3 separate regions of the Homo sapiens genome follow, and all the other regions are linked to region 3. The links are chromatin loops, found by intact Hi-C in ENCODE. Cell type or tissue: dorsolateral prefrontal cortex. All regions are shown on one strand. Each heading gives the region's core, and the rest is flanking DNA. Links, peaks and the distances in the headings are about the cores only. Region 1 overlaps ACAN (aggrecan). Region 2 holds the start of LINC01586 (long intergenic non-protein coding RNA 1586). Region 3 overlaps MRPS11 (mitochondrial ribosomal protein S11).

Region 1 (10,872 bases), core at 421-8,420, 360 kb before region 3:
GGAGGGGAGACGTCAGAGTCAGGACCAACTCCCTGTTTCTCAAACTGGGGTACTGCAGTGGGCACCAAAGCGTGGAATAAAACAGGACCCATCTCCTTGGAGTGACAGCTTAACTCAAAGATTTTGGGAAAAATTATGTTGGGGTAGAAAAGTAATCTACACAATTTTAAAGCTGAGACAGAAAACTTCTAAGATGTGTCCCATTTGGGGAGGTCTGCTTTTGGGTGCGAGCCTGATTTTGCCACCGGGACAAGTCACTCTCTTCTGCTGTTTGGGAGTCAGGGGACTCAGGTGGAGAAGCATCCGAGAAGATCAGACCTTTTGGTGTGCAAACAGTCAGATGCAGGAGAGGCGATGGGATAGGATCAGACTCCAAACATGTTAATATAATGGAGAGTGTCAATAGAGGAGGTGCAACAAGCTTACCAAATCTTGTTAGAAACAAAAGATCTGCTGGGAATGGGGAAAAAAAAAAAAGAAAAAAAACAGCTTTCCAAAAAAAAAAAAAAAGCACCTTTCATGGAGACTCATACATTTATGAAACCTGTTCTTTCATGGGGGCCTACAGGTTGAAATAAAAAATGTTTCAGATATTTGTGGGTTGTAGATACATCACAGGGCAAGGGGAGGGGAGCGAGGAATGCTTAGAGTCCAGGCCTTAACCTTCTGATGTCCTGGGCAGTCCCACTGGCCCCTTCCACAGGCATCTTCCTCCGAGTGCTGGGCCCTCGCACCCTGGACATGGCTTGGTTTTAGCAGTAGTGGTTCTCAGGGGAGAGCTGAAAGGGACTGTCGTGCCCAGCTCAGCAGTTTTTAAAGCCCCACTCAAACCTAATGAACTGGTTTCCCTGTGTGGGCGGACCACCCCTGGGTACAGCCAGGGGCTGCATGGCTGTGGGTCTCCCAGCAACAGTACAAATGAAGGCCCTTGTCCCATATGTCTACAGATGCAAAAGTTGTAAATCAGGCCAACAGATTGTTAAGTTCTATGTCCTATCTTCCTATTTGACAATGGTACCTTTCAAAATGACCTGAAAGCACAGATTTAAATTCAGAATTCTTGGATTACTTGGTGTTTTGCCTTGGGCTGTAGTGGCTGGGTGGGAGCATGGGGAGCTGGGCCGCCTTCTTTTTCCCACACTGACTGCACTGTGAGGGGGTCTCATGTGCTGCTGTGCTTATCTCAGCCCCACAGCCCTGCTCTGCCCACACCCCATACAAACAGCCACTCCTTGGCCCCTCCCTTGGGCCCAGGGTGGCTCCCACCAGGGGTATGGTGTCCCCGTAGGAGGATGGACCCATGCAGGCCCTGGATGTGGCCTGGGCCCACTTGGAGGGGAAATTCTGGGCATCCTGGGACCCCAGAATGTGCTCTAAAGGGGAAGTGCAGATTTGGGCAGACACATTGGCCCTGCTGACTCCCCTTCCTTTGGAGAGGGTTGAGGCTGGAGGATGGCCAGTGGGGGCCTCTAAAATACACAGCCAAGAGCAGAGTCCTCTCTTGTCTGGGCCTGGGGAAGACATACCTTCCCTTCTGGGGTCAAGCCCATCCTGGGGTCAGTGGAAGTTTTGCTCATTTGGTCCAATGCTGGATTAGCAGTAGACCCAGTGCCTTCCACATGCACGAGACCAGGCTGGGGCTTCCCGAGGATGGTTTGCAGAAAAGGCAAAGACCTGTCTGATTCCCTGGGGCTTTTCTCTGGCTGTCTCCCAAGTGACCTTTCTTCTTTGGTGCTCCAGCCGATCCTCCCTCAATGGTCCTTTCTCCACTGGTTTGTCTATGTCCTGCCCCTCCGGCAAGCTCAGTGCGCAGCAGTCCTCACTGAGATCCATGGAGGGAAGGAGGGCACCTGCCGGGAGCTCTCCCTGCCAGCTGTCGGGGCTTGAGGGCAGTCAGGAGCAGTGTTATCTGAGCAAGGCTCCTGCAAGAGTGTGCCCGCGCATGGGTGCTATCCCATCACAGTTATGCATGCATCAACAGGGGAAGGGTGGGGCCAGGAAAAGTCCAGGAAAGGGGAAATTATATCCCTGGGACCAGTAGCACCAGGTTCAGTACCCAGTACTCAAACCCACTACTCATGCCTACTGAATACGTGAAACATGTATAGGAATGTCCTCACCTGAAGTTTCTACAGTGACAGCTGCAGTGATGACCCTCAGAGTCACGAAAACCCAGAGTAAAGTGGTCATAGTTCACCTGGAAGAGGGGAGGCAGAGGCGTTATTTAGACAGTGAAGGCATGGTGAGGTCAAGCAGAGTCATGTGACATATGATGCAAAGTGATAATTCCACACCCAAGGACCTGGAATCATCTCCAGAGAAGGAGGCTGCACGTGGTTTGTGAGATATTTTCTTAAAAAATCCTTCCCTCACAAAACCTTCACAGGTTTCTCAGTTTAATTCCGGGCATTAGGCTAATAAACCTAACCTCCCATCTTTCAGCCAGTGAAGTCTCATCTGAATGAGTTCCTGTGATGGTTAATTGTATGAGTCAACCTGACTGGGCCGGGGCAACCAGACATTTGGCCAAGCATTGTGCTGGGTGTGTCTGTGAGGGTGTTTCTGGATGAGATTGACATTGGAATTGGTAGATTGAATAAAGCAGATGGTCCTCCCTAATGTGGGAGGGTCTAGTCCAATCAGTTGAAGACTGAATAGAGAGAAAAGACTGACCTGTCCTGAGAAAGAGAGAATTCTTTGTGCTGGATGGCCTTTGAGCTAGAACATTGCTTTTTCTTCCCTTTGGACTTGAATTGAAACATCTGCTCTTCCTAGGTCTCAAGCTTACTGACTTTCAAACTGAAACTACTCCAATCATTTCATTTAGGTCTCAAGCCTTCAAACTTGGACTAGAATTACACCACCAGGTCTCCTGGTCTAGCTTACCAACTTATCATGCAGACCTTGGGACTTGCCAGCCTCTATAATTGCATGAACCCATTCCTTATAATAATTCTCTCTCTCTCTGTCTCTCGTGTGTGTGTGTGTGTATGTGTGTGTCTGTGTGCGTATGTGTGTGTCTGTGTGCATGTGTCCTATTGGTTTGTTTCCTTGGAGAACCCTGACTAACACAGTCCTTCAGGCCCAGAGAAGTGATGAGTTGCTCAACATCCCTAATGAAACTTGGGCCTGCCACCAACTTCAAATCCAGAGATCACGTGTGTTTTAGAATGGACTAGCCTCCAAGGTTTCAGGCAAGGTTTAGGGGCCTGGTTCATGTCAGGGAAAAGATGTTCACCTAGAGAGCTCTTGAGGAGGTTATGGGATGAACGGATTAATATTTTAGGAGAGAAATTAGACCTAGGAAGCTGTAGCTCTCCTGCTAGATCAATGACTTCATGTGGATTAGAAAGACAAACCTTCCTTATCGTCATCTGCTGTAAAGCTGTCATAATAAGTACACAGGTCTGTGACAACCGCAGTGTAAAGGTGCACAATTGGAACCCTGACTCCAGCATAGGTGGACCCAAGAAGACCCAAGAGAATGTACAGGAGACCCACCAGAGCAGTGCTCTCAACCTCAGCTGCACACTGAAATCACCTGGGCTTCAGCCTGGACCTCAGGATTTTTAGAGCTTGGAAGGTTCTAAGGTGCAGCCAAGATGGAGCACCGCTGGCCTAGAACACGTGCAGTCCCATTACAGACACCTCCTGTGACCTTCCCTCCACGGTGCATGCCTGGTGATGTTCCCCGAGTTGTTCTGTTGGATGGACTTGCATCAGCACCTACCCTCCCCTTTTGGTTTAAGAAGTGCTTGCATCACAGAGGGAGGGAACCTTGGAGCGGATGGAGGATCTGGGACTAAAGAAAAGATTGGAGATTTCAGCAACTCTCGCCCGTGGCATTCCCAGACTTTTGCTCTATCAGAGTCCAGTGGCCCAGCAGGTGTCGCTCTTGGCTCAGTCACCGCCGGCTGGGGCTGGATGGATTTGGGGATGAGGGGGGCACCCCAGGAGTCCCTAGGCTCAGGAGGGGTGTTGGGAGGGCACTGGTGTTCCCATCCAGGAATGCCAGGGGCAGGGGCAGGGTGGGCCCAGGACTCCGAGTGACCCTTTCTTCCTGTTGATTGAGTGTGTCATCTTTCTACCACCTATGCTACATATACGAGTCACCCCAGAAATGAAAGGGCTGTCTGTGGGTGCTGCTGGGGGTATGGCGTGAATGCATGAGGCACGTCATCCTCACACTGGAGAAAGTCTGGAAAATCCCAAAGTTCTGAGAAGTAGCCCCTGTGTCTCCTTAGGGATTTTTCTACCTAGATGCTGCCTTTTAAAGAAAAGTCTCTGGCTGCAGGCTGTGGCACCATGAGGGGCTCTGGTTCAAGCCCCATGTGACGAGTTGCGGCTGGGAAATAGTTCCCCAGAAGGCAGAGGGCAAAGTGTCTTCTCCACTCTGGGGAGGGGTCTAGACTTTCCGGCTCCTCTCTTCCCAGAGCCTTAGGGATTCGTGTTCAGACACAAGGCCCGCCTGTTCTTCCCTCAGAACACCCTTCATTGGGAGGTTGTGTGTATGTTTTCGGAGCTGTGTTTCTTCCCTCACTCTCTGAACAAGCTGGACATTGTCCGGGGGTGTAGGAGTGCTCTGTGGGGCTTGGACGGCTTGATTTCTCTCCCTGGCCTAAACCAGGAAATGGGAAGGAATGAAAAGAGGTGGGGAGGAGAGTGGGGGTAGGGGGATAGGGGTGGAGTGGGCAGAGAAACTAATTTTATTTCTTTTTTTTTTTTAAAGACAAACTTTGGGATAGAAATATCGCAATAAATATGCTCTTGTGTTTGTGTGTGTTTTCTCAGCTGTAAAGAAAATAGGGAGAAATTCCATTCTGTCTGGCTTCCAAGTGTCTCCAGGACTCACTGAGCCTTTTATGCGAGAAGACTGACTTTGGCAGCCCTGAGTCCCAGCACGGCCCTGTCAACAGGGAGGCCTTTCTCCATGGGAAGCTGAATTAGGTGCTGACAGGGCGACAGCATAGGTGAGGCAGAGGAAGGGGACGGGGAGCCTGAAATGAAGTGGAGAGGGGAGCTTGGGGAGCAGGAAGGGGATGCTGGGTGAAGGCCGGGTGAGAGTCATGTGGTTTGGGTTCATCACCAGGGAATTGACTTTCTCAGAGAGCATTATGTGGAGATTTGGTAGGGGAAAGTGAGGTGCTTTTAGCTTGAGCTGAGGCTATGTGTCTGTGTGAGCATGCGTGCATGTGTCCAGGTTGCAGACAAGGAAACCTTCACCTCCTCATCAGCCAGACTCTACCCCATGGTTGTCTACCTGGCCAAGGTCTTGGCCTGGATTCCATCAAATTATGGGATTGAACAGGCAGCTCACCCACTCTCCCTGAATGCATCTTCCAGCAACATGTGCAGTGGAGACCCCTCCTCGACGTGGGTGGACGCCTACTGCTTAATAATCTAGGACCTGCCCCACGGCTGTTTCAAAGACTGAGTGAGATAATGTGACTGCCATCATCCCTCCTCCAGGCCGGACACTGTTTCTTTGGCTCTGCACCCAGCACAGGCTCTGGCACTCAGCAAGCATCCATCAGTGTAACTTTCCTCCCACCTCCCTGGTTGTCAGGCCTGAGTGAGCCTCTCAGAACTGGGGGATTGGAAGAGAGTTTAGTGGTTGTAGAGAGGCTTCCTGTCCCAGGATGAGGGTTGGACCAGATGACTTTCCATAAATAATAAAACTGCATTCATTTCAAACACAACATTATCATACTACCAAATATTTGGAAAATAGGACAATGGGGAAAAAAATGACCATCATCTACAATCCGAATCCTCATTATTAGTGTTTTGATAGTTTGCCTTCTAGTCATCCAGGCTGGAGTGCAGTGGCATGATCTTGGCTCACTGCAACCTCTGCCTCCCAGGTTCAAGCAATTGTCCTGCCTCAACCATCGAGTAGTTGAGACTACAGGTGTGTGCCACCATACCTGGCTAATTTTTGTATTTTTTGGTAGAGACATGGTTTCACCATGTTGGGCAGGCTGGTCTCGAACTCCTGTCCTCAAGTGATCCACCCACTTTGGCCTCCCAAAGTGCTGGGATTACAGGTGTGAGCCATGGTACCTGGCCATTCTAGTCTTTTTTTTTTTTTTTAAGGTATCTACTTGTGTTTTTCTGTAATTGCAATCTTTTTGCATGCTATTTGTCTTTTCCACATAATACAATGGACCACACAACTTCTTTTTTTTCATTCCTTCACTACTGACGATCATGATGCTTTACAATAATGACCTCCCTGGCATGAATCCTGTATATACAGCTCAGCCAGGTGGTCTTTGGCCTCTGATTGCATGTTAGGTGCTCATTCCATCACAAGGTGGCCCATTCCTTGGCTGAGCAGCTCCAATTGTACTCAAGAACTTTCAAGATTGAGTCAAAATGGCTCAGCCACATTATAATTTACATCCAAGAGTTCCACCATCAGAAGCCACCCAAAACACATCCCCTCCTCTTTCATGGGACTCATGGTGAATCTTCAGAGGTCCAATCTGCTTCCTGCCTGCTGTTCCTCCATGGAGACATTCCTGGCCCCTCCAACCAACGCTTCCTCCTGTGGCGGCCTTCTGGACCTCTCTTTACCCCCTGGAGCCACAGAAGGTCTAAGCTGTGAGAGACCTTAGTGAACATCAAGCCTAACTTCTTCATTTTACAGATGAAGAAACTGAGGCCCAAGGAGGAGGCTGAGTTGCTCAAGGCCATATGGTAGGTTGGAAGTGGAGCCCAAACCAGAACTCAGTGCCAGGGGGCCTGGCCCTCATAATTCCCAGCATTAATGAACTTCACAAGGTAGCTGCTGTGTCTGTCTTGTTCCCCACTGTCTCCCTGGCACCCAATGTAGTGTGTGGCACAAAGAGAGGAAATTGCTGAATGAATGAATGGACAAATGGCAGCCCGTACGTCTTAGAAGTGATCTCCTTCAACCCTAGGCCTTGGGGGGCGGAGGGCTGAGGATGGGACTGGAGGCTCACATGTGATGAGCACCTAGGTGGTGCCCAGCCAAATGAGGTAGACCCCTTCACATTCAGTAAGTCTCAGGTAGAGACACGCTGCTTCCTTGTGATGTGCATGGCTGTATTGATTAATGATAGCGCTTTAGTGCAGCATGTGATTTTGGGAAGGTCACAGGCCATGTGCGGCCCAGAGGAGGAACAATCAGGGTCACCCCTTCCCAGGGCTCCAAGGAGAACCAGTGTTATGCTACAGCCAATTGGCACCAGCCGGCCAGAGTCCATTTTATGCATCTCTTTCAAATTTTGTGTTCGGTGACATCACACTGGTAGTTTGAAACTGGTTATGATGGATATCAGCAGACACTATCAACGAGGTGAGACTTCTTCTTTTTCTTTTTCTTTCTTTTCCTTTTTGAGAGTGGATTTACCAGCATACTACTGGACGTAACTACAGCCATGGGCCACATAACATTTCAGTCAACAACAAACTGTACCTACGATGATGGTCCTGTAAGATTCTAATGGGGCTGACAAACGCCGATCACCTGGTGATCACCTGGTGATGCTGCAGCCGTTGTAGCGTCATAGTGCAATTACTTTATTTATTTTTACAAATTTAGTGTAGCCTAAGTGTACAGTGTCTATAAAGCCTACACCAGTGTACAATAATGCACTAGGCCTTCGCATTCACTCACCACTCAGTCACTCACCCATCCAGAGCAACTTCCAGTCCTGCAAGCTCTGTTCATGGTAAATGCCCTATAGGTGTACCATTGTTTATCTTTTATACAGGATTTTTACTGTATCTTTTATAGGTTTAGATAGGTTTAGATACACAGAGGGAAGTATTTGTGTATACACAAAGGCAAGTATTTGTGTATCTAAACCTATCTACACATACAAAAGGTACAGTAAAAATACAGTATTCAGTACAGTAACATGCTGTATGGGTGTGTCACCTAGGAGCACTAGGTTATACCATATGGCCTAGGAGTGTAGTAGGCTGTACCATCCAGGTTTGTGTAAGTACACTTTAGTGGAGGGGTCTCCACTGCACATGTTGCTGGATGACAAAATTGCCTAAGAATGCATTTCTCAGAACGCATCCCTGTTAAATGTTGCATGACTATAATAGTAAATAAAGAAACGGGCTGGGGAAGGATAATGAGCACTTTTCTTTCCTTTGAATGAAGCCTCATTCTCCATTCATTGTGCTGTCCTCCATGTGTCCCTGGGGACATTGAGGCTGGCCCTAAAACCAAGGCCAGTTTGCCAGCCCTAGGGTATGGTCAGGAAATGTTCATCTCCATGTCACCTCCCCTGGCCCAGCGTGAGTCCACATCAGTGTAGACTCAGCAAATGTTTGCTGGCTACGTGAACGCCCACCCTCCTCTCCCAGATCCTGCAGGCCTCCTCCCTGAAACCTCACCAGGCCTTGGCCCTGGGTTGTATTCCCCCCAGCTATGACTTTCTACACACTGTTTAGCACCCAATTTTTCTTCTGTTGTTTTATGTGTGCTAACTCTGTCTCATCACGCAGACTGTGACCTCCTAGAGTTTGAAAATCAAGTCTTAAATGAAAACAAAATCCCTTTATGCTAACTCACACAGTACCAGGAATAACACAAAATGGTATTTGACACCTCCTTGTTAGATGAGTAAGTAGACGTTGGGGTTTGGTAGACTGGTAGACCAGTAAGATTTGCCTGCGACCAGGTGGCTCTGTGTCCCTGACTTAAGTCCTAGAAGATGGATTCGAAAGGACCAAGGTGCCCCATTCCTGTAGTCACCAGTCACCAGCACATCACTTATTTGCAGCCTAATCTCCCAATAGCACCTTTTCTCTTGTCACTCGCTCATGAACAAGATCATCCTGATAGCTGTGCATAAACGCAGTAGCATATGCACTCGAGGCTGGGATTTCAAACCCAGCATAGGGAAAAGGCCAGGGACCCTACACCAAGAGCATATCTGGCCAGAGTCACCCCAACTGCAGCTGTTAACTTCCCACATATTCTAAACAGACGTGGTGGGATGGTATAGAAACGGGAAGCCAGGAAGCTGATTTCAGTCCCAGCTCTGTCCTAACTCACCAGGAAACTCATGTAAGGCCTCAGTTTACAGTTTTCCCTTCTGTAAATTGGGATCATCATGCAAGCATCACCCCCAGGGAAATTGTGAAGGTAATTTTTGTAGCTGCCAATACTCTTTTGATATTTCCTCCTCTTTCTCTTCTCCCCACCTTCTTCAACACCTTGTCTTTTTCCGTATCTTTGATTTCCTTTTTCCAAATTTGTTACTTGCTCTGTCATCACTGAAGCATCTTAAATCAAATTCCATGTGTTTTTCTCCATTCCGGGCAAGTGTGTAGGTCCTGTGAAACAGACAGTTGGCAGCAGGGTGGGGAGTGCTGGAGATAAACCCTTCAAGGCCATACTTTTGTCTAGGATTGGCCTTGAGCAGCTCTGTGCTAAGACAGAGGGGCCCAGTGAAGGGAAAGAAAGGTTTTTCCTTGGAGTTGCTTCTAGCCTAGTGAGTGCAGACAAACCTGTATCCAGAGATAGCAGACATGAGTGAGTCGGCTCTGGGTCCTAACCTTGGCCCTGACTAAAATGGCTGCCTGACCCGGAGCCTCGGATTTTCCATCTCTGAAATGGGGGCAGGTGGGAGAATTAACTCTGGAGTTCCCTGAGATTCCAAATGCCAGCTCCACGCAGTGCAGAGAAGAGTTCCACCTTTTTAACTTCTGGGAACAGAAGGAACTGCATCTCCACCCTCTCAGCCTCCCTCATGGCCAGGGACCTGCTCATTGCTTGCTGTTCTGCTGCAACATCCAGGGCAATGCACAAGGGTTTCGCTTGCCTATTGAGCACATTCTCTGGGAAGGTCCAGCCTATTCAGAAAGATGCCCCCATGCCCTCACTGTGCTAGGGACGAAAAGGCAGAAAGGAGAGTTGTGAGGTTGGGAGGGTGGTGCACACATCTAACAGAAGTGAGGGGAGGCTCTCTGGGGAGCAAAAAAAAAGGCTCGGGTAGTGGAGCTGCGAGAAAAGAAAATAAGAAACCGAGAAATGACACCACGGAGAGTGTCATACCTGCAGGTTATACTTGTTACCTGACTGCCGATGTGGCATGGGTCTTATCCCCTGGCAGTGCCCTATTTGAATCTGGGGCTAGGGTCTGGCCCTGTCCTTTCACTCCCTTCTTTTGCTCACACAGTTCCATTCCTTCAAAAAACACCCTCTCTTTAGCTCTATGTCTGACCTATTCCCACCTTCCTTGAGGCCCCATGCAAATGCCACCGCCTGGAAACCTCCCCCAGCCTGAAACGCTCTCCTGTCTGCCTGTGTCCTTTGTCATTTCTTGTTGTTATGACCAACTTATTAGCAGACTCATCTTGGCTTGTGGCTTCTTTCCCACTTTTGTTTCAAACTACTAGGCCAACCACTTAAGGGATGTGTGCATGGGTGGGTGCGATGGCCAGGGTGGGAGCAGGCCCTGGTGCAACAGAAAGAGCATGATTGGGAGTCAGACAGATGTGGCTGAATCGCAGCTCTGACACTTTCCTGTGAGCATATGACCTTGGCTCAATTATTTAACCTCTCGAGGCTCAATTTCCTTACCTCTAAAGTGCTGATTAGATAGGATCTATCAAATAGCATAGGACGCTGTAGGACTTAAATGAGAGATGCTGAGTTGGCCTCCTTTCTCAAGGTTTGTCTGGCTGGTTCCTCCCTCACTGAGGAGCAAGAACACCTGCATTGTGTATGCCCCTCACTGCATTTCAACTAATATGGATACACCAAGCACCTACTATGGGCACTGAGGTCAGTTTCTGCACAAAGTAGCCACCCAACTAATGGGTGCTAGCCTGATAAAAAGTGCCACTCACATGCAATTTGCATCTATATCGAATTTAAAT
Region 2 (10,872 bases), core at 1,016-9,015, 130 kb before region 3:
AACAGACCTGCCCATTGCCAGTGCAACAAAGGACTGGGATAATCTCCAGTTCCAGGATAACCATCACCTACCTGCAACAAGTCTTCCTGGGAAGCGATGAGTCAGCTCTTACATTGAATTAAAGAGTCATTGTCTCCATCCATTCAGCTTTTCTATTTGTCACTGAAAATTCAGGCCAAAAGCGCAGCTCTGAAGAATGAAAGTGGAAAAACAGACAAATAAAAATCAAAGTGAAGAGGACACCAAACACCAAACACAAAACACCAAAGCTGAGAGCTGAGTAGAGTGAATCCACAAGCTGAGATATCCATTCTGCATCACAAGCAATGCAGTTCTTCCGACTTCTAGCTTTCCATCTTCATCTCCAAAAGTTTTCACCAAATCTCTAATAATGAGGACCAATTATCTATTTTTAGGGGAAATCACAAAATTCTCTGGACCCTCAGTGTGCTGGTAACAATAACCTGCACTGACTTGGAAAGATGATCACAGTATCTCCTAAAATGAAGGGGGAAAAAAGCCATAGGACAATGTATAAGGCAGGTATGTTGAAGTAAGCTGCGAATAGGTAGGTAAAAAATGTCATCCTTGCAAGTCAGTGCAATCTGGATTAGCCAAAGTCAATTCCAGATCCTGAGTCCAGGACTCTGAGTTCTGTCCTTTGCTACTGGATGGAACTAAGGCAGATTCAATCCTTCTGTGTACCCTGCTCACTCAGCTAGTCAGAAAAGGATAAATGGCATCCTCTTATTGGTTGACAAGGCAATACACACCAACCAATGAAAGAATGCTTCTTCCTTTCCAGCCAATAAGAGCTCAGTTATCTTCTTGAAAGTAGACCCTTTGTCCATAAAGAAAATAAGCAGAAAGTGAATAATAATTAAAAAAAACCACACAACTGTTGCTATGGGACATTACTGATGTGATCAATGATAGCTGCCCCGGACAATTCATAAAGGAAAGCACTTCTTTGGGAAGAAAAGTACAAAAAGCAGACCAGCTGTCTGGTCTGGTCTAAAGGGAAGTTTCTATAGTAACATGGGAGAGAAAAGCATTTTAAAAGCATTTTAATGTAAATACCCGCAAAACTATCAAGTCAGTTCACCGAGCGAATTTTTGACCTTTTAAACTTATGCTGAAATTATAATGAATAAAAATTCTTATATTAATAATAAATGAAGGAAATGGAGAGAAAAGAAGAGAACAAGAGGAGAAAAGAAAAGACCTGTGTGTTTATGGTTCAGGGCATCACAGATAAAGATATCACAGTTCCTGCCTGAAACAGAAATGTTCTCCAACCCCGTGTTGTCAAGTAATATCTCAGTTTAAAACAAACTTCTTTTTGTTGTTGTTATTGTTGCTGTTTTTCGGGAAAGAGAACGTTCATGGCACTTAGACTTATTTGAGATGAAACAGTGCACAGAGCACAGGCTGTTCTGGTAACTTGCTAGCGATTTCCTCTCAAATCATTCTGAGAATGTTACAGCTGCCTTTGGAAAATTATGAGTAAAATAATTTCCTACCCAGATGTTTCTAATGGACATAGGCAGGGCAAGGCTGACAGGTGAAAGTGGAGTCAATGTTTGTCAATCAAGGGAAACAGAAAAACTCAGAGGATTAGAAGCTTTAGGTGCTGTATTTGCTAATTATGAAGGCGATGCTGGGGAGGAAGAAGAGAAGAGAATCTTGAGGAATCAAATGAGAGTGATGCTAGTGTCCATCTGCTAAGGGAGACACGTTTCCCTCTACCTGTGCTTTCTATGTGGTCTATGGGGCAAGGTGAGAAGTGGGGGTAATCCAGAATTCAGCCCTCTCTCCCCTGAGGGGAGTGGTTTAGTGGGGCAGGGATGACTATCAAACCAGGGAGAAAGTTTCTCTCTACAGTAGACACCCCTGGACAATTTCCTTGTCTCCCTCCTGTACATCCAGGAAAAGCAATTTTTTTTTCTCATTTTAAGGGGGAAAAAGAGAGGGTGGGGATAGGAACTCAGCTCCTTCAGTATAAAGGACTAAATGAAAAATATAAAAGCCCAAATTGTAAATCCTGGAGAAATGAAGCCATGGGGTGGAGGGGGGAGGGGATGACTGTAGTGGTGGAAAGGTAAGTTGCTCTGCTATGCGCCTTTACTTAAAATAAAAACAAACAAACAAAAAACAAACATCTTCCAGGATTTCCCCAGACGGGGCCTTACGCGGGATCGATGTGCCTCTCACCTAGCCCAGACAAGGCAGGGGCTCCCCAGGAGATATTTTAAATAGTCAAGGTGCTCACTGATTATCAGTGGCCAAAGCCCCGCCACCCACCGTAACCAAGGCAACAGGAGGCAGGTGCTGCGACTGGTTGCCTGGTAAGCATGCTAGTGCCAAGTCCTTTCCCTTCCTTCTCCACCTCCGTTAGCCCTTTTGTGATAGCGCCTCTCCCTCCGCTATCTTTCCCCTTCTTGGCCAAACAATAATCTTTGCTCCTCATACAAAGGTCACTTTGGGCTCCTTTGGGTAAAAAAACGCGTACCTTGATGTTCTTTTTGAACAGATTTCATCCACGCTTGAGTTTTGAGACCTAGATAAAATGTGCTTCTTACCTCGGCTTCAATATCTTCTCCCTCCACCCCACTCTTTCCCTTTCACTCACTCCTATTAAGGCATACAGAGAGCGCGGGGAGGAAGGAAGGAAGGGAAAAAGGAAGGGGGAGAGAGCGAGAGGGAGCACGGGGGAGCGCAGGATTTAAATGTGGCGATTTTTCACGGAACACCAGAGCCTGGGGCTCACAGTAGATCCTCTGTCCCGCTTGCCCCTTTGCTCACCGCCTGCAATCGTGCCTCTGCTCCCCGCACCACTGCCTAAATTTGGCGCCAAGTTTTTCCACTGGTCGTGGCCAGAGCGAGAGAGAATGCTCTCCTAGAATCCCACACCTAAATCCCTGGAGAAATGAGGAAGATGAGTCCCGCTTTCTTCCGCGAACCTGTGTCACCTCCTGACCTCCTCCGCGTGGGGTCTGAGGGGCCGCGAGCGCAAGTGGCGTGGGCTGGGAGGCCGAGCCGTGCGCAGGCACCGACCATGGGCACCCTAGGGCCGGGGCGCTGTCCAGCCTCTGGTGCTGAAGCTGCAGGCTCGGATTCGCTGGGGGAGGGGCTCCAGGGACCTTTAGCAGCCTGATTCTGAGCCGACTCCAAGCGGGTAGCGACTCGAAGGAGAGGCGCTTGGTCTGCCGAGTGGAAAGGCTACACTGGGAAGTAACGGCATTAGGCGCTCTCTTTCAGCAGATAGGGCTCTCCCAGGGCGCAATCCCCGGCGCCTCTGATTCCCCTCCCTGGAGTTATTTGCTGCAATTGCGGTGGGTAGGAAGAAAGGCCCTTTGCACTGGGGCGATTACCCAGTGGTCTCCTGGTACTTTTCACATTTTTTCCTGCGGCTCTGGGCTCTCTGGGTGCTGGCCAGCCTGGCGCTCAGATCTGGTGGCAGGCAAAGCAAAGAGGAGAGGCTTGGAACGCCGAACCCAGCTGCTCTTCTGCATGCAACAAGTCAGCTGCATCTAGAATCAGGGGCGAGAAGCGCGGGAGGAGGGGCGACGGCGGGCTTGGGGCGGCTGGGTTGCGAGAGCCGGCTCCCGCGAGGCTGTGGGGCCGTCTTTCTCCTACTGGGCGCGGGACCGAGCGAAACAAACTGCAAGCTGGGTTTCCGCGTCGCCCCGGGCAGGTACTGGAACCAGACGCCCCCACACCTCTAGCCTGCCCAGCATCCCGTAGGAGCGCTCACCTGCTGGGCTCCGGAGTCGCCTTCCTTCCTCTTCATTTTGGCAAGGCACATTTGGCGGGTGCCAAGCCTGGCCGCTCGCTTCTCCGGCCCTCCAGAGCAGCCTCAGGCTTAGCTTCCCGAATATCAGCTCCAGTTGGCTGCTTCTCCAGTCCCGAGCCCTTGACCTGGAGGAGGGGACGGGACCGGGGACCTCGGCTGGGATTTTTACCTGGCATGGGTCGCCGCGGCTAGGGAGGAAGACCACTTGCTCTCCGTTTCTTTCTGGAAGAAAGCCCCTCACCACCCAGCTGCCGGTACTTTGCTTCCCCCCAGGAGCCGCAGTGCAAGTAGCAGCGCAGTGCGGGGGAGGGGGTGGGGTTTGAGGAAGCTGTTTGTGAAGTGCCCCTTGAATACTTGCCTCTCTGAGGCCATCAGTCCTGTCCGGGTCCGTAGTCCTGGCATGGTCCGCCGGGTGCAAACACAGTCGCCGCGGCTGCCGGGCCAGAGGAGAACAGCTGCTTTAAAGCTGAGACCAACCCACGGGTGGCCTGTCAGGGCCACGGATGTTCATGACGTCATCCTGAAGGCGAGCGGAGAAAGCGAGTGGAGAGGGGGGAGCCGCGCTTCACATCAAATGTCCCCTGTGGCCATGGCAACAGCTTTGGGGGAGGGGGTGCCGGTCCGCGGGCCAGCAGCGGGCAGCCTGCGACTCCTGCCAGGGTCCAGCGCTCCGCTGGGGTAGAGTCCGTCATTAGTGCTGAATCCAGTTGTGCCCGGACCAGAAGAGACACCAGAGCCAGTCCCGTCCCCTCCCCGGGCTGGTCATAGCAGGTGGGTGGCTGCCTGGTCCCAGAGAAGAGGCTGGGGGAGACTGCAGGCGTCTGGAGACCAATTAGCAGAAATTTTTTTTTCACAGGGCCATTTCCTATTCTTCCACCACCTTACCTGGGCAGGTCAGACCCGGTTCACCTGACCGCTCACAGACGTATTCTCACTCACTCTCGACCGACGCATGCTGGAGCAGAGCACACCCAGGCAGCGCCCAAGCGGGACTCACCCACCTGCCCGGGTCCTCGCCTGCACACACGACAAACTGAGGCTTCAAAGCAGCCTTGAGAGCTTCAGAACATGACAAACCCACTACTGATCCAGTGCGCATCTAGGGGGCGCAAACTGGTGACCAACGAACCAGACAGGACACAAAAATGTTTGTGAGGCTCCCACAGTATTTTAAAAATTTGAAGTACTTGTCAAAAAGATTGGAAGAGTTCACAGAGAAATCTGGGTTTTCCATCTCTCTCTCCCTCTCTCTAAAACAATATCCATGTCATGGCCTTTCCATGTCTCTTGAATAGGGGCTGGCATTCTGCATGCAGGGAGAAGCCCTGACCAGTGTACACAGGGCTGGGGTCCAGGCAAAAGTAGCCCCTCTTCCCCTTTTTGTCAATATCACCAAGCCCATTTATCATCAATCTTATCCTTTTACGTTGTTTTCCTATAGTAAAGAGGAAAGTGTGGCCAAGAGCAGTGTCTCACGCCTGTAATCCAGGCATTTTAAGAGGTGGAGGTGGGAAGATCATTTGAGCCCAGGAGTTCAAGACCAGCCTAGGCAACACAGTGAGACCCCCATCTCAAAAAAAAAAAAAAAAAAAAGGAAAGTAAAATTGTTTTTTGTCTCCGGTTGGTTCCCTGCAGGCCCAACCCTGGACGGACACACAAATATCTGTGCTGCCCACATCCAGCCAACACAGGCAGCAGGATATTTCCTCCTAGTCAGACTGGTGAGTTTTTATTTTTCATTTTCATATTTCAAAATATGCAGGTATTTGAGAAACATTTTAAAAATCATATTTTTCATTTATCACTCAGATATTGGATCACATGGAACTTTCTTTACATTTTTAAATGTAAGGAATAATATCTTATTCATAAATATGTGGAAAAATAACAGAAGAAAACATTTTAATTACTCTCAGACTCACCCATTATTATGTAAACATAACACTGTTTTGCATTTTCTGGTTGGCAGTCTGAATACAGCTGTAAAATACATTCTTGTGAATGCAACGAGCCAACCAACATACAAGTAAAAAGCACCACCAACAGGGACATATAGTTGAGTCTTATGCATACTCTGTCACACAGTCACATTTACGAGTTCATTCATTAAATGTGCATTTTGAATACTGTACATGCAAAAATATGGAAGGCGGGGTTATCCTTTTTTTTTTTTTTTTTTTTGAGACGGAGTCTCACTCTGTCGCCCAGGCTGGAGTGCAGTGGTGCGATCTCGGCTCATTGCAAGCTCCGCCTCCCGGGTTCACGAGATTCTCCTGCCTCAGCCTCCAGAGTAGCTGGGACTACAGGCGCCCGCCACCACGCCCGGCTAATTTTTTGTATTTTTAGTATAGATAGGGCTTCACTGTGTTACCCAGGATGGTCTTGATCTCCTGACTTTGTGATCCGCCTGCTTCGGCCTCCCAAAAGTGCTGGGATTACAGGCATGAGCCACTGCGCACGGCCAGAAGTGGGGTATCTTCTTTTTCCATTAGCAGTAGATTTCCCCCTAAGGAAAAACAGGTTCTTATTTATATGCACTTGCTCTCTTAGCCAAGTGTCTGAAAAATTTTGGTTGAAAGCCAGGGTAACTTTGTACTAGATCAACTCCAAATCTTGGCCAACATGGATTGTTTTAGCCTGTTCAGAAAAATTAGGGCAGAGAAAAGATTCTGCATTTATCTCTTGGTGAAAATCTGTTTGGTCTTTGGCCTGACTGGCTCCTTAACACAGGACATTTTTCTTGCAACCGTTCCATTTGTGAATCTTAGCGCTCTAGGCCCTAGAGGGAGTGTAAGTAATACTATTAATGCTCTATTCGTTATCTTTATAAAGCACTTCTAATTTTTCACTGAGTATTTTACATGATGTATCTCATTTGATTCTAGAAGCTGACCATTTTATAGATAAAGAAGCAGAGCTCAGACTGTTTAATTCACCTTGAGTTCCCAGTGCTCCTTCTGCTGGAAAGACCCACTGTCTCCCTTATATGAGTCATCAAAATTATTTAGTAAATAGTTAAGAGAGTTAGCTGGGTATGGTGGTATGCACCTGTAGTCCCAGCTACTCAGAAGGCTGAGGTGGGAGGATCACTTGGGCCAAGGAGTTCAAGGCTGTAGTGAGCTATGATTGTGCCACTACACTCCAGCCTGGGCAACAAAGAACTTATTTTTACACACACACACACACACACACACACACACACACACACGCACCCCGAAAACAAAAAATAAATGAACAGTTAAACAGAAAATTTAACAAAGTTAAACAAACAATTGGAATTTTTCTGCTTTATTTAAAATAGAAATGTAAATTATAAAATGTGGAGTACCATTTTCCACATACTGAATTAACAAAAAATTTAAAAACCTACTTCCCAGTGTTGGAGAGGGTATGGTGAAATAAGTACTCATACCCTGTGGAGGTTGCAAGTTGGTTAAATTCACTGGAAAGCAATTTTGCAAGTTGTATCAAGGGTCATAGTGACCAGCCTGGGCAATACAGCAGGACCCTGTCTCTACAAAAAAAAAAAAAAAAAAAAAAAGTCATAAACACAAATACGTTCACACCCTTTGGACCAGTTTTTCTTTGGGATATCTTAATAAAATAATCTTGGGCTGCTGCAGTGGCTCACGCCTGTAATCACAGCACTTTGGAAGGCCGAGACAGATGGATCACCTGAGGTCGGGAGTTCAAGACCAGCCTGACCAACATGGAGAAACCCCGTCTCTACTAAAAATACAAAATTAGCAGGGCGTGGTGGCACATGCCTGTAATCCCAGCTACTTGGGAGGCTGAGGCAGGAGAATCACTTGAACCCGAGAGGCAGAGGTTGCAGTGAGCCAAGATGGCACCATTGTACTCCAGCCTGGGCAACAAGAGGGAAACTCTGTCTCAAATAAATAAAATAATATTCAATACAGAAAATGTTAGATACATAAAGGTGTCCATTGTCACATTGTTTAATATTTTTTAAAATGGAAGCAACATAATATCCAACAATAGGAGACTGGCACATCATCTGTTGAATGGATAGAATATTCTACCAACTCTAAAATTAATGTTTTTGCTGAAACATGAGCCAAGAAAATACTCATAATGTTAAGGAAGGAAATTAGCAGAACATAGAACTGTCTTTACAGATATCATTAAAGTAAGGTCTTTAGAAAGCACATATATAGAAAAAATAGAACAGAAGTACATCAAAGTATGATAAAGTTTCTGTTAAAGAGATCACAGGTGGCTTTTAAATGTTTTCTTTTTATCATGTTTTCCAAATTTTCTGAAACATGATTAGGTAGTTTCTATAATTAAAATATAGTATGATACAAATATGGGAGTAGATGGTATTTATTAGGCATCTATTCCTTATCTGGCACTGTTCCAGATGGGCATAATCAGAGCAGGTGTGGAGCCTGGGTCTCAGACCTGTGCAGGTTGCTGCAGATCTTGCCTGGGGTATTAGGTGACCATGAGAGAGTTTGACCTTATCTGTAAAGAGCTGATAAGAGGCATTTGGTTTTTACTCAACTCAGATACATCATCAGCCCAGCTGCCCTTGTCCTCCTCCTCAATAAGCTTGCTTCTGTTCCTGGTATCTACTTTCTGGCCACTTCCTTCCACACCTCAAATAATAATCAAAACAATAATAATATTTCTTTTACATTTTTAATAGTACTTCACATTTTTCAATGCTCTCCAACACAATGTTTTACATAACTTTATAGCAACTACTACCAAAAAACCCCCCTTAAATTTAATTATCACAGCTCTGTGAGATAGGTGTTATTTTCTCCAGGTTTGTTTATTCTTTAGGTGCCGTGCCAGAAGCCACACAGCTGATAAGTGGTGGATCCATCTTGAATTTGACTTCTAGACACTCCCTTTTCATAGGACAGTGGGAGTTTAATCATGGACAACAATTCTTCTTCAGATTAGAACTTAATTGGAGGACAGATTGGCAGCTCAGCCGACCTTACTGTCATCGCCATTAGCCAAATAAAGATAAACCTTGACACTGCCAGTTTCCTCAATATTCTCATGCATTCATTTCTTGGAATTGACAAACCATGGACCAGAGGTCAAAAGATTCTGTGAGGGTCAGGCATCTTGGAGACATTACTGAGTTTCTAGATGGGTTGACATTTTAGAATGAAGCTTTTCTGGAAAGGAGACTGGATTACAGGTGCTAAAAGACTTGCTTGCTATGGATGGCTAAGGAGGCACCTGTCTTGTGCCAACAACCACACACCTCAAATGTGGAATTAGAGAACAGTGTAGTGAATGAAGTCATCACACTCACCTCCCACACACGTCGGGCATTCTAAGAAACCTTGGATCTCTCATCTTTCATCCCAATTGTGTAGCAAATATTTCTAAACCTTTGCCAGATTACCAAGAGAGTTTTAAAATTTAATTTCAAGGACCAACCAAGTACCTGATGGATTTTGTCATATCTGAAGACCAGAGAAGGCTGTTCTTGAAAAAGAAAACATAATTTTGGCAATAGTGAATATATAGTGACACCAGTTCAGAAAGAAGTTCTTTTAGAATTTTGACTCTGCTTACCTCTAGGAAATTAAAATCCAATAATAGAGAATTATAAATATCTTGGTTACTGTGATACTTTTAATGGCCAAAGTAACCCGGGCAATTCTATAAGTGACACAGAGCTATTCTTTTTTTTTTTTTTTTGAGACAGAGTCTCGCTCTGTCCTCCAGGCTGGAGTGCAGTGGCACGATCTCGGCTCACTGCCAGCTCCGCCTCCCGGGTTCATGCCATTCTCCTGCCTCAGCCTCCCGAATAGCTGGGACTACAGGCGCCCGCCACCATGCCCGGCTAATTTTTTTTTGTATTTTTAGTAGAGACGGGGTTTCACCATGTTAGCCAGGATGGTCTTGATCTCCTGCCCTTGTGATCCACCTGCCTCGGCCTCCCACAGTGCTGGTATTACAGGCGTGAGCCACCGCGCCCGGCCTTTAAAGTTAGAAAGGAGGTGATTCTATGTTTGTAGACCCAGGTTTATATACCACCATTCACAATAGCCAAAAGATGGAGGCCAGGTACGACAGCTCACACCTCTAATCTCAGCACTTTGGGAGGCCCAGGCAGGCAGATTGCTTGAGCCCAGGAGTTTGAGACCAGCCTGGGCAACATGGAGGAACCCTGCCTCTACCAAAAAAATATAAAAATTAGCTGGGTGTGGTGGGATGTGCCTGTAGTCCCAGCTACTTAGGAGGCTGAGGTGGGAGGATCACTTGAATCTAGGAGGCAGAGGTTGCAGTGAGCCAAGATGATGTCACTGTGCTCCAGCCTGGGCAACAGAGTGAGACCCTGACAAAATATAAATAAATAAAATATATAAATAAATAAATAAATAGAAAGAAGGGAAGAAAGAAAGGAAGGAAGAAAGAAAGAAAGGAAGGAAAGAAAGAGAGAAAGAAAAAAGAGGGCAGCAGCTCAAGTGTCTACTGATGGCTGAATGAATAAGCAAAATGTGGTATGCATATATAATGGAATATTACTCAGCCTTATAAAGGAAGGAAATTCTGACACAGGTAAAAATAAGAATGAACATTGTGGACATTATGCTAACTGAAATAAGCCAGTCACAAAAAGACAAATGCTGTATGATTCCAGTCTTATGAGATATCGACTATCTCATTTAATATTTCCTAATAAGAAACAATAGATGAATTGTTACTGGTTTTCACTAGCTAAAATTAAGATCAAGATGACATCTTCAAAATGCTGCTGTGAAATGTCAACACAGAACTCCGTACCTAATTGAACTACTATTCAGAGTGAATTTGAAATATAGACTATTTTAAATGACCTAAAACTATAGGAAGTTCAACACTCTTTTTCATTGTAAGACACAAAAGGATGGGCTTTGATAGCAATGAAATTGAACTCGAAAGGAAATAATGAGATAAAAGGAGCAACAGTGAGAATAGAAATGGGAAAATATGTTGATAAATCCCAAGAGCACCGACTATAAAATACAATAATACTGATGTCTAATTTGGAAGGTGGAGTCAAAAATGAGACAATAAATATCAATACATTTTGGTGAACC
Region 3 (10,872 bases), core at 957-8,956:
AAGTGTGTCACACAAGCTGATGCCAACACCCTGCTTGTGCAAATACTTGGGACCCACATGCTGGGCTTGCATCTTTCCGCCTGTGGGAAGTGCAAGCACACATTCCACCTGTTTTCTCAGGAAGGAGAGACCTGCTGTTTGAGATGGGCTGTGGCAGCAGGGACAGGGCAGTCCAGCATTTTAGGTAAATAATCACCGCCTAGATTGGTCAGCCTTCAGTGAAGGTACCTTGGTCTCTCATGGGGGTGGGAAGGTCAGTCTCTGAGAGGCCAAGACAAATGATTAAGAGACAGTACAGTTTAAGACAGCACCAGCTTTATTGGCCACTCAGAGCCTGGAAACCACACTGTGCACCGAGAGCTCACGATAAAGCAATGTGCATTTTCCAGTGCACAGTCAACAAGGCGGCCTCCCCAAAACTAGCTCCGGGGGTTGCGCCAGACATCCATTTCCGGCAACAAGACCATTGATCCTTAAGGGTCCTCTGTCCTGTCTGCGCATGTAGGCTCTGCTGGGCAGGATCTTCCTTTCCAAAGCCCTCTTGTGAGTAAAATAACATTTTAAAAACTATGGTGTGTGGATCAGGCGCAGTGGCTCACGCCTGTTATCCCAGCACTTTGGGAGGCCGAGGTGGGGGGACTGCTTGAGACCAGGAGTTCAAGACCTGGTCTCAATACAAAAAATACAAAAATTATCCATGTGTGGTGGCATGCGCCTGTAGTCCCAGATGCTCACAGGAGGCTGAAGCTGGAGGATCACTTGAGCCCAGGAGTTTGAGGCTGCAGTGAACCATGGTCGTACCACTGCAATCCAGCCTGGGTGACAACGAGACTCAAAAACCAAAACCAAAATAAAAACCTATGGTGTATGGAGGACTTACAGAAGCCACAGAAGCCTCCTGTGTTTACTATCCTCTACGTGCCCCTCCAGATCCACTCTGCAGCCTGGGAGGCTGAGCCTCCAAGTACCACAACACTGAGTTCCCTTCCTTTTTGCTTCCTTTTGGGATCAGCCAAGGGGGACCCCAGCAAGGGACTACAGGCCGGGAACAGCCAGGCATTTCTTCCCTCTCCCTCAGGCCATGGTTTTGGCAGAGGTGCACTCTGCTGCTGTGGCAGCTCCTGCCAGGTTCTAGGAACTGTTCTTCCCTGCCTCTTCTAGCCTAGGGTGGCAGCTGCTTTGTAGTCCACCTTCTTTATTTCCTTAATCTTACCCATGCCTCTGCAAAGAGCTTTCATTGAGCTTTTCTCTTAAACCTTGTGAGCTGTTTCCTGCTCAGACCCTGATTGAACTGTCTGATGGCTACGGGCCCTCTGTCCACCAAACCATATCAAATCGCGAAGTGCAATTTTCAAGTGCACCATGTTTTAATGCATTGTGTTTATATGTAGTTTTGCGGTGAAACAGTCTAATTCCTTCCGACAGTGGCTTTGATCCAAGAAGCCTCCGGTTGGGCTTCTTTGGTCACTGTCACAAGATGGCCTTCATAGGACCTGCTAAGGACTAAAGAGAAGGCAGTAGGGAGGCATTTTTCCTCTAAATTCATGTCTTGGTTCGTGATCTTCCTCCTTTCTTTGTCCTAACACAGCCTCTTGCCTATTTAAGGGGGCATCTGTGTCTTTTCCTATACTGAGTTCAGGCAGATCACAGTACTTAGCTGGCTGGACACAGAAGTAAAACTCCACAGTGCCTTCCCCTTCTGGTCAGCAGCCCTTCCTGCACTCATCTGGGAGGAACAGTGCTTTTGTGTACTTGACCACTCCTTCTCAGCTTCTGGTGATACTCTCACCCTTAGTCTTTGCCTGTGGAAGAGGGGACTCTCTGGTCGTGTCTCTAGAGCCCCCACCTTTGGCCTCTGTGCCGTATCCAGGAACCCTAGAGCCCCAACAGAGGAGCAGTCAGTCCTGCCTGGGGGTCCTGAGTTGTGCCCCACTGCCAGCACTACCCAGGTTCCTTATCAACTTGCTTTCTGCACTTCTAGATTTGGACTCTACTCAAGCCCATCCTGCCATCCACCCTATTTTCTAGAGAATCATCAGGTTTTTTTTTTTAATTTTTTTAAATTTTTATTTATATTTATTTATTTTTTTGAGACAGTCTCGCTGTCACCTGGGCTGGAGTGCAGTAGGATGATCTCAGCTCACTGCAGCCTCCACCTCCTGGGTTCAAGCGATTTTCATGCCTCAGCCTCCAGAGTAGCTGGGATTACAGGCGCACACCACCATGCCTGGTTAATTTTTGTATTTTTAGTAGAGAGGGGGTTTCACCATGTTGCCCAGGCTGGTCTCTAACTGGACTCAAGTGATCCACCCGCCTTGGCCTCCCAAAGTGCCAGGGTTACAGGTGTGAGCCACCGTGCCTGGCCAAGAATCATGTTTTGTACAACTCTACCCTCCCCGCTTTTAGGGCACTCTCTCGTTAGTGCTGGGACTGCTGAAGCCCATGGAGTGTAAACGATGACTGCCACTTTAGTGTGGGGAGTTTGACTGTCCACTTGTAGAAAATCCTGTGTTTAGGGCTAACTTTAAACATGCCCATAATGGCGAAATCCATCAGAATCCAGAGGTAGGTGGCAAAAAGCTCCAATTTGGGGCCAAATTATAAGTCATTAATAAGAAAAGTTACTAGGATTAGCTCTAGAAATCTTGGGTAAGGGGCTAGAAAAGAAATATCTGAAACCAGAAGTGTCTGGTAAATAGCAACTCACATTTATATTTTACTTTCATCTGAGGCCTCACCTCATTTCACACTCTCTTTTTCAAGAGGAATTAGGAATTACGTAACTCTGAAAGCAAAAAATCTCAAAATTATGACAGGTGGTACAGATATTTATTTTCTCAGAGCAGAGTTTGGGCCTAGGCCACGGCTGCCCCTGTAGCTCCCCTCTTGTAAGAGATGCAAAGCTTACTTCTGGGGCACACCCATCTCCAGCTGGAGGTGCAAGCAAAGGCCACTGTGTAAGGAGGCAAAACTCTCCCTTACTGCCTGAAGGATCTCCAACAAGCATATTCTGGAGAGCTCTGACAGGGAGCATTTTACAAGGTCCCACTGGAGCTGAGGCTTGAGGTCAGGTCCAAGTGCAGGCCTCCTTCCCATCACAGCTTCCGAGCCTTCCTGGGGCGGCAGCCGTTGTGTGGGATTGGGGTGTTGTCTGTGATTGAGATCACTTCCAGGCCGCCCATGATCAGTCCGTGCATGGCAGACTGGAAGGAACAGAAGGAAAAGTAGAATGACATGGTCCCAGAAATGATGATCCAGTGTCTCCAGGCAGGGTTCGGAGAGGGACAGGGTGGCGTAGAGAAGGGAACGGAGGGGTGAGATGCTCACTGGCTTTGATACCTATAATCCCAATCCTATTCTACTCTCACAAAGGTCTCCACCCAAACCCTTTAACCAGGTTTTCACACTGTTCCCCTCTCAAACTGTACCCACCACTTTCCACTTTGCACTTTACGATCTGCGAACAAAGACTTCTTGTAGACCTTGGCACACCTTGGGTATCATACTTCTGTAGCTTACTCAGGCAGTTTTCTCTGCCTGCAATGTCCCCCCGTACCTGCTGTGCCTCCACCTCCCTGATACCTCATTATTCCTGCAAAGTCAGAGAGATGTCACCTCTTTGAAGAAGCTAAAGATTATCTGTGCTAATGATCATCAGGAAAGATTATCCCTGCTAGGTTCGGGATCCCCTGATGGGCTCCCAGCGATCTGGGCACATGCTTTACCACAGCGCTCACCAGTCTGTCCTAAGGGATTTGTTTGTGACAGTTCCCCCAGGAACCACCTTCCCATTCCCAGTGCGTGGCACGCAGCAGGCACTCAGTGTCTGATGAATTATACTAAGTGATCTAGGCTTGCTCTGAGGGGCTTGGTCAATTATAGAAACAACAGACGGGAACTTCAAGCAAACATGGAAATCCACTAAAAGGTGTTTTCTACTCTCCCTGTACTCTGCTCTCAAGCCCCAAATTCTCACACTTACTAGGAGGCAAGTACACTATGGAAATCACTGTAACTTACCAAGCGTCCTGGCCCCAGGCCTTTCACCACAACTCGGATGTGGATCACGCCCTTTTGTTTAGCTCTCTGGAGAGAAGCAGAGTGGTTAGTGCCCCGGAGAGAGAACTACTGCATCCAAATCTCTTGCTACTGCCTCCTAGAGCAAGGGGTGTGTGAGCTCAGGGAAAGGGCATCCAGAGAAGTAAACAGGGAGGCAAAGGGCAGATGGCTATAGTGGAGGACAGGCGCCAGCAGAGACCACAGAATTTGGCAGGTTGCAGAATTCACGTGACTGTGATCTGTTTAGCCTAGGACAGCACCGCCACCTAATGGAAATTTCTAAATATTGCTCAGGTTTTTCTCAGGGGGGCAAATGCAGAATTTCAGACCATGAGGCGCCACCCTAGGCTTCAAGGCTGAACCTAAATACCCACTTTAAAAGTATTATCATTTAAAATCTCTAAGCAGTTAGAGTTAAAATTTACTTTCTTGATAATAAAGGCAGTTCATTATAAAAATGGGAAAATATACAGAAATCATTCATGACTCACCATGCAGAAGCCACTGTGAACAGTGACATACTTCTTTTCATAGTATATGATCTGTCCATGGTTGGGCATTTACAGCATTTTGATTTCTGATGATAGTACATGCAATCAATATTTTGGGGTGCCTTCCCTTGTTTGAAGGTCAAGGTTTTCCTTCAGGAAATACATCTGGTTTGGCAGAGTCTGAACATTTGTAAGGCCTGTACTATAGTAGAAATTGTGCAGGCTTTGGTCCCAGACCAATCTGGGTTCCGATCAGTGAACTGAATCGGTGCATGGCTCTGGGCAAGTCACACACTCTGAATCTCAATTGGCTTATGAAAATGTGGATAATACTGAGGGTCTCTGAAGATTCAAGATAATGAATGTAAAGTGTCTGGCACATGTAGATGCTCAATAACTATACCAATAGCAGCACCTTGCCAATTTGCTTCTAAAAAAGGTCTACGACAGTTCACACTGGAACTGGTATTGCTATTGCATGAGTCCCCACGATACTATGTCCTCTCCAAATAGACTATCATATCTCTCCCAACCCCAAACCACTGGTCTTTATTTTTATTTTTTTTCTTGAGATGGAGTCTCGCTCTGTCACCAGGCTGGAGTGCAGTGGTGTGATCTCGAGTCACTGCAACCTCCACCTCCTGGGTTCAAGTGATTCTCCTGCCTCAGCCTCCCGAGTACCTGGGACTACAGGCGCGCACCACCACGCCCAGCTAATTTTTCTATTTTTAGTAGAGATGGGGTTTCACCATGTTGGCCAGGATGGTCTCGATCTCTTACGCCTGCCTTGGCCTCCCAAAGTGCTGGGATTACAACTGTGAGCCATCGCGCCTGGCCTATTTTTAATTTATTTTGGAGACAGGGTCTCTCTCTGTTGCCCAGGCTTTAGTGCAGTGGTGAGATCATAGTTCACTGCAGCCTCAAACTCTTGGGCTCAAGCCATCCAGCCTCAGCCTCCCAAGTAGCTGGAACTACAGGCAGGTGCCACCAGACCTGGCTAACGGTTTTTAAATTGAGGGGTCTTTGGTTCTCAAGCCTTTGGTATCTTGGCTCTTACATCCTAGAATGAACCAACAAGGGCTTCACCTCTAATGAAGCTGAGAGAAAGAAAAAAGAGGAGCCTTTCACTAAACCTTTTCAAACCAATGCTCCAATCAGGGCATCAAAGCTGCCATGACAAACCCTTGCTTCTGAATGGGTAGTATAATGAGGATTCTCCACTCAGTGATGAGCCATGCAGAAAGCAAACACACACTAGAAGGAAGCAGAAGGAACACACACTTACCGCCGCTGCGGCTATGCCTGCTGTCTGTGCTGCGATGCCTGTGCCCTTCTTGGCATTCCGAAATCCCTCTGTGCCACAGGAAGCAAAGGCAAGGGGCTCATTACTAGCAGAGACTACCTGGATCTGTGTGCTGAGAAAAGTAGAAGAAGCACATAGGATACAACTCTTCTTCAGGGAAATAAGAGAGAGCTAATCTATGCCCCTAGAAGCCTGGGTGAGAAAGAAAAAGGAATTCAGTTGCTTCTACTTTGAGCTTCTCAGATGAACATGTTTTGAACTCCTACAGGAAGTATCAGGAAAGGTCAGAATTCTCCCCTAAACCTGACTGAAAACTGGTAAGTCACATAATTTAAAGAGCGCTCCATAATCTGAGAGTAGTTAGTTAAGTATCACCCAGAAAATGACTGTATTGGGGAAAGTTTTAAATATACACAAAAGTGAAGAGAATAACATAAGAAATCTGATGGACTCATCAACCAGCTTCAACAATTATCAACTCATATCCAATTCAGTTTCATCTATAAACCTTGTTCCCACCCCACTCCCCTCACCAATGGATTATTTTGAAGCAAATCCCAGACCTATCATTTTGTCTGTAAATATTTCAGTACATAGCTCTAAAAGAAGGACTCTTAAAAAAATATTAGCAATATTACCATATTGGCTACTTTTTTTTTTTTGAGATGGAGTTTTGCTCTTGTTGCCCAGGCTGGAGTGCAATGGCACGATCTTGGCTCACAGTAACCTCCGCCTCCCGGGTTCAAGTGATTCTTCTGCCTCAGCCTTCAGAGTAGCTGGGATTACAGGCGTGCACCACCATGCCTGGCTAATTTTGTATTTTTAGTAAAGACGGGGTTTCTCCATGTTGGGCAGGCCGGTCTTGAACTCCCGACCTCAGGTGATCTGCCCGCCTTGGCCTCCCAAAGTGTTGGGATTACAGGCATGAGCCACCTCGCCCGGCCTCATATTGGATACTTTTGATGCTTATGACACTATATTCCATGATCAAAAATTATTTTAAACAAGTAAAACTTTTCTCTTTTTTTCTTTTTTATTTTTTTGTGAGACAGGGTCTCACTCTGTTGCCCAGGCTGGAAGTGCAGTGGCACAATCATAGCTCACTGCAGCCTCCAACTCCTGGGCTCAAGCCATCCTCCCACCTCAGCCTCCCAAGTAGCTGGGACTACAGGTGCATGCCACCACGCCTGGCTAATTTTTGTATTTCTTTAGAGACTGGGTCTCACTATGTTGCCCAGGCTGGTCTTAAATTCCTGGCCTCAAGTGATCCTCCCAAAGTGCTGGGATTATAGGTGTGAGCCACTGCATCCACCCACAACTTTTTCTTAATCATCTCTAATAAGTTACTTATTAATACAATTAAGAATGCCTTAAGAAATCCTCAGATATGCTTTGATTTCCCCTTTAGTCATCATCATCCTATTTCTGGTCTGGAGAGCTCTGAGAGCTCACAGAAGGAGGCAGGAGAAGTGACTGAAGGGGAGGCCTGCTGGAGTCAGCCCCGGGCTTGGGCCATCCACTTGTTATCCTGGCTATGGCTCTGACATTCCCCCTACCAGAGCTTCTAGGGTTTTCCATATTGAATAGATGCGTAATTGCTTGTCTCTGTGACAGCCTAAACAGTGCTGTATAGAGTAGACCATAGACACTTAAATGCAGTTAGCCTATGTCCTTATTAGTCTGAGGGGAAGAAAAAGAAATCCAATTGCTGTCACTTTACATTTATCTGACAAATGCTGAAATGAATCCTATAGCATTTCATCTGTGCCACACACTTTAGCCCATGACTGTAGTCTCTTGTGCTGGTCTCTAAATTGCTGGGTGGGTTGGCTGTGACCAAATACTGATCTCATTTCCAAGTGGGGGCCAACCTGTAAAGTTGTCACTAATACCAGCAATGCTTCTGTTGGCAGCATATGTTTGGGAATTCCCTTGGCACTGTCCCCGTCTGTAAGCCACACAAGAACACTAGTCTTGTCACTTTAAACTCACCATCCACATTTAGCTCTACAAGGTGGAGGCCAGTGCACAGTGGCCCAGAGTGGTGAGTACTTTAAAGGGACAATATCTATTTAGAGGTCTAGATTCTGGTTAGTGTATTAATAAATCATATTAATATCTTGAATCATATCTTTTAATTTATATATCATCCATTCCCTACCAGCAACACTTAATAAACACCTTCATGGTGGGACCATATGCCCCTCATACACTCCTTCCAACTCTTGAGCAAAACCAGGAAACACTATTCTCAAGGAAAGCAAAGAATTCTTATAACTAGGATATGCCCACCCTATTTCACATTTTTATGAAACTTGTGTAAGATGGCAGGTGGTTCCTCAAGTGAGGAGGAAGACGGTGCCCTACATTAGCGCCATCATGCAGCACTTAGCACCCTCACTTCTACCCCGGGGTATTCAGGGCCAAGCCTGACTTTCCCTGTGAAGTGGAAAGAATCTCACGCTAGACCTGCCCAGTGTTTCCCTTCCCACTTACTTGTTGTGGGATGCTTTAATGTGTGCAATTGGGATCTCCTCAAATTTCTTTCCTGCCCACCTCAGAGAGCTCTCCTCTCCTGGAATGGGAGGGTAAATGCTGCAATTAGAAGAAAGATTTTATTTAAAATTGTCTCGACTTTTTAAAAATCAAAGAAATACAACACATGGTTAAAAAATAACAGCTCTGTGCCCCCTGCTGCTTCTTAAGTGGCTGCCCCCACCATTCCTTTTCAGTCCTTCTGGTGCCACCACCGCATGTGTGACTGCTGTGCTTATGATGCTGTTTCTTGACTTGCTGACTTCAGACACATCTGGGGACTTTCCGCTATGAGAAGGGATTTTCATGCATACTCCCCATCTTCCTTGTCCCTGCAGGTATACCCGTGTTCATTATTTTCAGATCCTTTGTAGGTTCCTCTTCCCACAATTTAAAAAATACAGTCAAACCTCTGTTTCTTATTTCATCAACCATAGACAATATCTGGACTCTACATTGCAAAAAATGAGACAAAAATAATACTCATATCATTACCATTAAAAAAAACCCAGAATCCCCTAGAATAAAGGACAGCAAACTTTTTCTGTAAAGGGCCAGATAGTAAATATACTGGGCTTTGCGGGCCAACAGGTCTCTGTCCCAATTACTAAACTCTTCCACTATATCCCAACAACAGGTACAGACAACAGTAAATTAATAGGCTGTGTTCCAATAAAACTTTACTTACAAAAACAGGCAATTGGCCAGATTTGCCCAGTCGACCATAGTTTGCCAACCTCTACCCTAGACCAGTGGTTTTCAATGCAGGCTGAACATCAGTCAGCTGTGAAGCATACAGATGTTTAAGCTTCACCCTGGACTTCTGGATGGGGTATGGAAATCAATGTTGCAAATGTCCCAATAGAATCAGATGTGAACACATTGTGTTGCGTTCAAGATCTTCCACTGTCTTAGTCCAAGCTGTCTTCTGGCTATTTCTAGCTAAGTTATCATCTAACTTATCATCTCTAATAAGTTAACTTATTAATACAATTAAGAATGCCTTAAGAAATCCTTAAGGAAAATAAGGATTTTTATTTTCAGATGGTGAAAATTAGGTACCAATAGGGAAATAGGGTTAGCAAGAGAAGCCAAGCCTTGGACCTAGTAGATCTGTCTCAGTCTAGAGCTTTGCTCACCAAGCTGTGCTTTTTAAAATTTGAACACACACAATCATCCTTCAGCAATGGAGCTGGAAATAAACTTGCTGTTCCTCTAGGCCTACACACATATATCAGATTCATGTTTGTACCCACCACAGCCACTTGAAATACAATAGACTCCATTTTAGAAATTATATTATAATCTAAGGACTACTCTCGCCCCAGCCCTACCTGCTTTTCTAGAGGTATTTTAAAAGGCAAATCAAAAACACATTGGTATTCAAAGTTTACAACTATATTCTTTCCTGTGGGTTTGACCTTAGAAGTGATTAGAACTGCCTCGCAATCATACAGCACATACCCTGTTCAATTATCCTTCCATTCTCCTAGATGACTCTTTTATAGCTTCTTTTGTCTCCTCTAACCTCCAACTCCCTGCTTCCTCATTGCTGAGCGGATGACCTCCACAGGGGAATAGAAGCAATCAGACTTTCTCCCAGCTCCCACTACTGAACATCTGTGCCCACAGCCTTTGCGCTCTCTCCTGTTACAGTGCTCCACTTGTGTATTAGCCCCTGAAGGACACTGTTCCCGCAATGTTCCCACTCCAGTATCACTTGTTTTTTCCCCTCTATACTGCACTGCTCCCAATGGCAAAACATATTGTTATGTTCCAAACTGAAAAAATAACAGAACAACCCTCGAAAACCTCTTGAACCCACCTCCTGGGAGCTATTGTCCATTTCTCTATTCCCTTATAGCAGAGCCCTCTTAAGGAACTTTAAGGTACTGACTATACTTGCTGTTTCTTCCTATCCTCTGCTTCTATTCTCCTTGAACCCATTTCAATCAGATATTAGCCTCTACCACTCCACCAAAAATGCTTTAATCCAACTAACTCCACATTACTAAATATAATAGGCAATTCTGTTATTGATCTAGCAACCTATCACATCAGCAGCATTTGACACAGCTGATCTCCCCACCTTGAGCCAAATTAAAAAACAAATGTTCTCTCCTGGTTTTCCTATTACCTCTCTGGAAGTTCCTTGTCTCTTCTGATGGTTCTTCCTAGTCTCCCAAATCTCTAAATGTGAAAGCGCCCCAGGGTTCAGTCCTTGGACCTCTTCTCTTCATCTACATTTATGGTATTAATGATTTTGTCATCTCATGGTTTTAAATATCATCTCTATGATGTCTCCCAACTGTATATCTCTAGCTAAAGTCTGAAGTCTGACTCTTGAACTCCATTTCTTTTTTTGCTTGTTTGTTTTTTTGAGATGGAGTCTCGTCCAGGCTGGACTGCAGTGGCACGATCTTGGCTCACTGCAACCTCCGTCTCCGGGGTTCAAGTGATTCTCCTGCCTCAGCGTCCTGGGTA

The links. Peaks named below come from ENCODE experiments on the same cell type or tissue, not always from the same donor. Only the 100,000 strongest peaks of a DNase experiment are listed, where the experiment ranks them.
Region 1: it touches region 3 in a loop (9-fold over the local background); 38 of 110 quality-filtered maps call a loop at or near these places.
Region 2: a loop joins it to region 3, with 6 times the contacts of the local background. A loop is called at or near these places in 65 of 110 quality-filtered maps.

The regions. Positions count from the first base shown.
Region 1 is chr15:88,827,525-88,838,396 of GRCh38, reverse strand. It overlaps ACAN (aggrecan), which reads right to left. Exons shown (of 19, transcript NM_001369268.1): 2 at 2,121-2,197. The coding sequence starts at 2,190. Among named protein-coding and RNA genes, the nearest start is that of ACAN, 30 kb to the right of the region's middle. In dorsolateral prefrontal cortex, for the core only: CTCF peaks have their summits at 3,695 and 3,897 (motif pointing right); a DNase peak (open chromatin) is centred at 3,896; H3K4me3 peaks cover 310 bases.
Region 2 is chr15:88,598,042-88,608,913 of GRCh38, reverse strand. LINC01586 (long intergenic non-protein coding RNA 1586) reads left to right here and starts at 3,804. Exons shown (of 3, transcript NR_120370.1): 1 at 3,804-4,050; 2 at 5,432-5,517. MIR1179 (microRNA 1179) reads right to left here and starts at 807; the gene lies at 717-807. It also overlaps a transcript of AEN not described here. RefSeq lists a silencer at 2,687-3,124 and an enhancer at 3,838-4,544. In dorsolateral prefrontal cortex, for the core only: no CTCF peak of the experiment used is centred there; DNase peaks (open chromatin) are centred at 3,137, 3,574, 4,303 and 4,866; H3K4me3 peaks cover 3,187 bases; H3K27ac peaks cover 1,624 bases; H3K27me3 peaks cover 3,471 bases.
Region 3 is chr15:88,470,203-88,481,074 of GRCh38, reverse strand. MRPS11 (mitochondrial ribosomal protein S11) reads right to left here. Exons shown (of 6, transcript NM_022839.5): 3 at 8,350-8,448; 4 at 5,836-5,965; 5 at 4,021-4,086; 6 at 299-3,203. The coding sequence ends at 3,096. Among named protein-coding and RNA genes, the nearest start is that of MRPS11, 7.9 kb to the right of the region's middle. In dorsolateral prefrontal cortex, for the core only: CTCF peaks have their summits at 4,128 and 4,327 (motif pointing left); a DNase peak (open chromatin) is centred at 4,278; H3K27ac peaks cover 1,655 bases.